Regions from separate parts of the Homo sapiens genome. Here region 2 is linked to region 1. Evidence: chromatin contacts called from ENCODE Hi-C or POLR2A ChIA-PET data. All regions are on one chromosome and are shown on one strand. Each heading gives the region's core, a stretch centred on a gene start or an enhancer-like site at or near the end of the contact. The rest is flanking DNA. Distances are from core to core; before and after follow the strand shown.

What was found. A loop is a pair of places that touch in the nucleus more often than their neighbours do. ChIA-PET counts read pairs that join two places held with the same protein, here RNA polymerase II (POLR2A). Pooled maps may share reads with other maps.
Region 2: a pooled map shows a loop between it and region 1 (2.0-fold over the local background). The contact joins the promoter of JAML here to the enhancer-like site in region 1. A Hi-C loop is called at or near these places in 2 of 50 pooled maps. POLR2A ChIA-PET finds 5 or more read pairs at or near these places in 2 of 52 experiments (activated CD4-positive, alpha-beta T cell and activated naive CD8-positive, alpha-beta T cell).

Annotation. Positions count from the first base shown.
Region 1 is chr11:117,062,001-117,064,700 of GRCh38, reverse strand. All of the region lies in intron 1 of SIK3 (SIK family kinase 3), which reads left to right. Among named protein-coding and RNA genes, the nearest start is that of SIK3, 35 kb to the left of the region's middle. RefSeq lists a silencer at 91-291 and enhancers at 1,073-1,172, 1,353-1,462. Within about 2 kb of position 1,405, at least 4 of the 41 ENCODE cell types and tissues checked have a DNase peak (open chromatin) inside an H3K27ac peak, as active enhancers do.
Region 2 is chr11:118,223,637-118,226,336 of GRCh38, reverse strand. JAML (junction adhesion molecule like) reads left to right here and starts at 1,326. Exons shown (of 10, transcript NM_001098526.2): 1 at 1,326-1,396.

The sequences.
Region 1 (2,700 bases), core at 156-2,655:
AGAAAGAACTTAAATGAAAGACCTGTTTTAAGATGCCTTTTTAAAAAGCAGCCGTTGTAGGTATAAGAGTTGAAAAATCAAGATCTAGGCAGCAGTGGAGAATTATGAAGTCTGATAAGATAATATGCTAAAATTGTATTGTTAATTCTGATTTGTGACAGTGCTTATCAGTAGAAAAGAAATGTGATCTGTGGTTAAAGACTGAACTGCCACTAAATGTAAAATGTTTTTTAGATGAGTTGGAAGAATGCTGAACCAGTCTTTATTGCCCAAGATGGCTTTGAGTCAGCAATCTCAAAGAATAAAGAAAAAGGAGTTAAGAGTGAGAGGCAATAAGTAATATGCTGTTTTCATTTAAGATGTCTTGAAGAGATAATTAAAAAGTTGTAGGGGTATAGGAATTGTGATGTTTCTCTGGTGTTAATGAAGTCTACTATAAATTAGATAATACAGGCACTCTAAATTATTGTTTTTCCTTTTTTAAATTCTTGGCAGTTACTGACAAATTATACTCAGGATCAAGTTTAAGTCTCAGTACATGAATGACCCTGACATTGAAAACCCTGAAGGATGTTGACCTTAGTTTTGACCTGGCTTTATCCTGAGCAGCCTCTGTGAATTCTTAATGCTGTGCTCTTTAACAGGGGTACTTTTTCCAGATGTTTTTGATACTGTATTCATTAACATATAATAAAGTTATCAGTGTCCCTGAAGGCTAATTTTTTTTTTCTGACTGAATATGAGATATGGAGCGTGCAATTTGTACTTATTGGTATTAACATTACCAACAAGGTTTGTCTTTTTCTTATAAGATGGGGAATCTTAAGAAACTTCAGGCCAGGCGTGGTGGCTCATGCCTGTAATCCTAGCTTTGGGAAGCTGAAGTGGGGCGAATCACTTGAGATCAGGAGTTCGAGAACAGCCTGGCCAAGGTGAAACCCCGTCTCTACTAAAAATACAAAAAATTAGCCAGGCGTAGTGGTGGATGCCTGTAATTCCAGCTACTTGGGAGGCTGAGGCCCGGGAGACAGAGGTTGCAGTGAGCCGAGATCATGCCATTACACTCCAGCCTGGGCAACAGGGTGAGATTCCATCTAAAAAAAAAAAAAAAAAAGAAACTTCATTAAGAAGTTAAAGCCTGGGTATGCTCTCCTTGATAATTTCTTTTTACTCACATCTTTATTGGTAAATCAGGCCAGAAGGATTATTTACCTTTTCAGAAAGGGAAACTAGGTTCTACGGTTTGGTTACAGATAGCCTGGCAGCTGACTTTACATTGGGCAGAGGAGACTGCCGTACTTAGTGGTTCTGAGAAACCAAGAGAGTATTGCCTGCTACAGCTATGAGAAAAGGTATTGAATCTTCCCCCTCCTTTGTGGGGGAATTCCAATCTCACTAATTTATGGTTTCAGTGTAGTTATGGTCATAGCTTCTGAGACGTGGGTACTCATTGAAGCTAACAGTTTTAGAGAAAGGGGAGGGTGTTTAATTCCAATAACTGGTAGTTTATATCACTTTAATAATTTAGACCCAATGATATGAAGATTAGTTAGTATAAGGCAGATATACATGTAATACATTCTTTTAAATATTGTACAAGGAGTAAGAAACCCCTTTAAGTAGTCATGTAATTCATTATAGCAGCTGAACATTTCTAAGTGCAACATTATAGGAAACCAGTAAAGCTGATTTCTGATTTATCTGCAGCAAAAGAATTTAATATTCCAACTTCAGCAAAAGGCAATTAAAAACAAACTTAAATCACATTGTGTGCTTTTAATACGTATGTTTTTTTCCATGCTGTCTGATGTATTTTAGTTCTTAGTCATTTACTTCCATTAGTTTCCAAATTGGTTGAGGGAATTAAATTGGTAGCCAAGTTACCTATACAAGATTTTCCTACTGTGTATGTGAACCACTCTTTCTGGGAAAATCCTCCCGTTGGCACTTTTCTTGAAGGCATGCACTTTTTCCACACTTAGTGATTTGGGGACTGAAGCCTGCATTTAGCCTGTATTTAGTCAGAGGTGACAAATGGCTAAATTTTTTTTTTCCAGTTTAGAGATTGAGAAATGATTCAGAATTGAAACTAAAGTGAATTTGGACTTACTGTATTTCTTTGCAATTACTTTTAAACAATTGCTGTCTGTTACTATTAGGCATATTTTGGACCTATGGGTTCCATTTTGGGCCGATATTTGGTGTTATGTTGTTAAATTTCTTGCCTGGCTTAGATGGTTCATTGTTGAAACTAAACTGGAACTAGGTTTGATCAGAGGGCCAATGGAAATGCACGTTGTGGCCCATTTGGGGAGGACAAAATTTGACATATTTTTACTTTAAGAATTCTTAGGAAAATTTGGATAACGTGAGAATATATTTCCAAAGGGTTAAGTAATTTTCGAGGGAAAATCAGAAAGCTTGTAATTCCTACTGAAAATATTAGCCTGCTGAAATATTAGCCTATTTCCTACTGAAAATATAACATTAGCAGGCCGGGCACAGTGGAGTTCACGCCTGGCTAATTTTTGTATTTTTAGTAGAGATGGGGTTTCACCATGTTGGCCAGGCTGGTCTTGAACTCCTGACCTCAAATGATCTGCCTACCTACGCCTCCCAAAGTGCTGGGATTACAGGCGTGAACCACTGTGCCTGGCTTGACTTTTTTATTTAAAAAAAAAAAATCTATACCCAATTGCC
Region 2 (2,700 bases), core at 77-2,576, 1.2 Mb before region 1:
CTATTCCATTTACGTTATAGTTCATGATGTACAGAGAAACCTTTAGGCCAAACTTAAAATATGTAAGGAGGCAGCTTTAGGCTAAACTTGATTTAACAGTGGTTTTCAGCATCGTGCAACCAGTCATGTCGGAGCTGTACCCCCGCAAGAACCTGCAGAGGTTCCGTGGTGTGCTGGAACCAGCTTACATAGCAAGAGCTGATTACAGGCTGAGTACCCCTAATCTGAAAATACAAAAGAGTGGTTGCTATTTCAACTCCAAAATCTGTAACTTTGAGTGCCAACATGATGCTCCAAAGAAATGCTTATTGGAGCATTTTGGATTTTCAGACTAGGGACGTTCAACTTGTATGTATTCGGCAAATATTCTAAAATCTGAAAAAAATATGAAATCTGAAACATTTCTGGTCCCAAGCATATTGGATAAGGGATACTCAACCTGTATTAAGTTTTTTAGGAATTTTGCAAGCCAGTTGTTAAACTGTTGGTAGCTTGAAATAGGTTATGATGGGAATATTTATGCTGTGGAGATTGCTGGCTCTCTAGCACATCACTTCTCAAGGACCATGCAGCGTAGTGCTTGGGAGCAAACGTTCAACAGCTTTTCAGATGATACAGGACAAGTTCCATGAGTCTGCCCATGCCTAGGTCAAGCCAATCTAGCCGAGGTTGAAGGTGCGTACATTGAGAACACCTATTTTGAAGTGGTGACTAAGACTGAGAGGTATCTTGAAGTGAAGAAACCTTGAGTTCTAATCTAGGATGTCCAAGTCACCCAAGAGGTTCTCTATGGGAATCAATGGCTGCCTGTATTCTGGAAATGCTGATATCACATGGCCAGAGGAAACTTTCATGTCTACATGGTGAGTTGGAGGACTGGGCAGGCGTATCTTTGGAAGCAGGGATTGGGTGATTGCCTGGCGAGGTTGCACCTCTGTTTTGAGAGGAAAAATAAAAGAGGTTGCTGTATCTTTAACACAGAAGGTTTTGTGTTAATATTACGTTTATTGTATTTTGTTTGCATGAAATGGATTTCTTTCTCAGCACCTATTTGCCTGGTGCCATTCAAGCTCCTACCCTCAGAGGGCTTGTCATCTAAAAGGGGAGATGGCACCTGAAGAGGTCTGAGTGTGAGGTTCACCTCAGTAGGTTGAATTTGTCACCTCTTTTTAGAATGAAAGTATACATAACAATTGGGTAATGGGCCAGATGACTGAAATGAGAACCTTGATTTAGAGGTTCCTGTTTGCATCTCTGCAACCACTTCAGAAGGCACGTGTTTGGTTTGCTCTGAGCCTAACCTAGAGTGCTCGCAGCAGTCTTTCAGTTGAGCTTGGGGACTGCAGCTGTGGGGAGATTTCAGTGCATTGCCTCCCCTGGGTGCTCTTCATCTTGGGTAAGCAGTTGCTTTGAATTTCTTAAGCCATTTTTTGAACTTTTCTCACACAGAAGTGTGCCAGTCCTGAAGGCTGGTTGAATTGGTAGTCTCTCAGGATTGTGAAGCTGCGATTGCAGAACTCTTGATCTCTGCAGGGGGATGTCATAAAGTAGTCTAATGGGTGCTGTTTCAGTTACTGTCGTGTAGAGTAACTTAGGTGAATCTCCTCAGCAAAAAGAGGAGCAAAGTTTCATCATAATAAGAGTACGTGACAATGATTATGACAAGGCTTCAGCTTTTAAGTCACCCGTGGGTTTAGGTGGAGCTGTGACTGGCTGTTCTTGAGCTCACAGCAGAGCTCTTTCTTCACTGTTTTTCTTTTTAGAAGACAGTTTTTAATTTTATTTTTAAACAAATTTTATTGTGTGTATTTAAGGTATACAACATGATGTTGTGGGATGCATGTAGATAGTAAAAAGTTTACTATGGTGAAGCAGATTAATATATCCATCATTTTACATAGTTATACCACTGTTTTTCTTCTCCCCATTATAGACAAACCAATATTTAACCTTTAGAAGCCCGAGACTTAAATCTCCCAAGAAAGCTAGGCTACTGTCCATGCTTGTTACACCCTCAGCACAGCCCTGACCTTGGGAAAGGCTGATGCAGGATGGTTTAGGTATAACCTACTCTGGAGAAGAGAGCAGGAGTAAGGACCTCCAGGGTCCCATTCGCGTAGAGCATTAACCGATGTGACCTAGACTGTGTTACAGAAGCCACGTGACCTACCAGTCTGTATTCAATGGCTTAACAATGGAAAATGAGGGCATATTTTAAGACGCATGGCTTAGAGTGGTTATATGGACTTGTAGACCTAAAAACATCTGAGAGCCTAGAAGTGCACAGCAGTGTGCAGATAGATTGAGAGGACTTGGCTCTGCAGGTGGACAACACTCTGTGAGTAAAAGAAGGCTGTGCAGTTGTCCGTTTGCTCAGTGGTTAGTTGTCCTTACTAGGGACAAACACTGAGAGACAGCAGCTCTCCCTTATTTTGTCTCATGATATTGTAATTTGGGGGGTAACTTTCACATCTTGTATGGTAGTCTCATTGTAGCATGTCTCTTTTCTGAAGATTTCTTTTCTGTAATATAAAGGGGTATGGATTTTTTGGAGGGAGGGGGTGCCACTTGTTCTCATTACCCAACAGGATATGGAGGAGAGTTGCTCAGAGAAGATTAGTATAGAGTCACTACAAGTCATTTAGGTAGCCAAAATGATAACTCCAAAATTTCTAAAAGGCAAAAATCTTTACTTGCTGA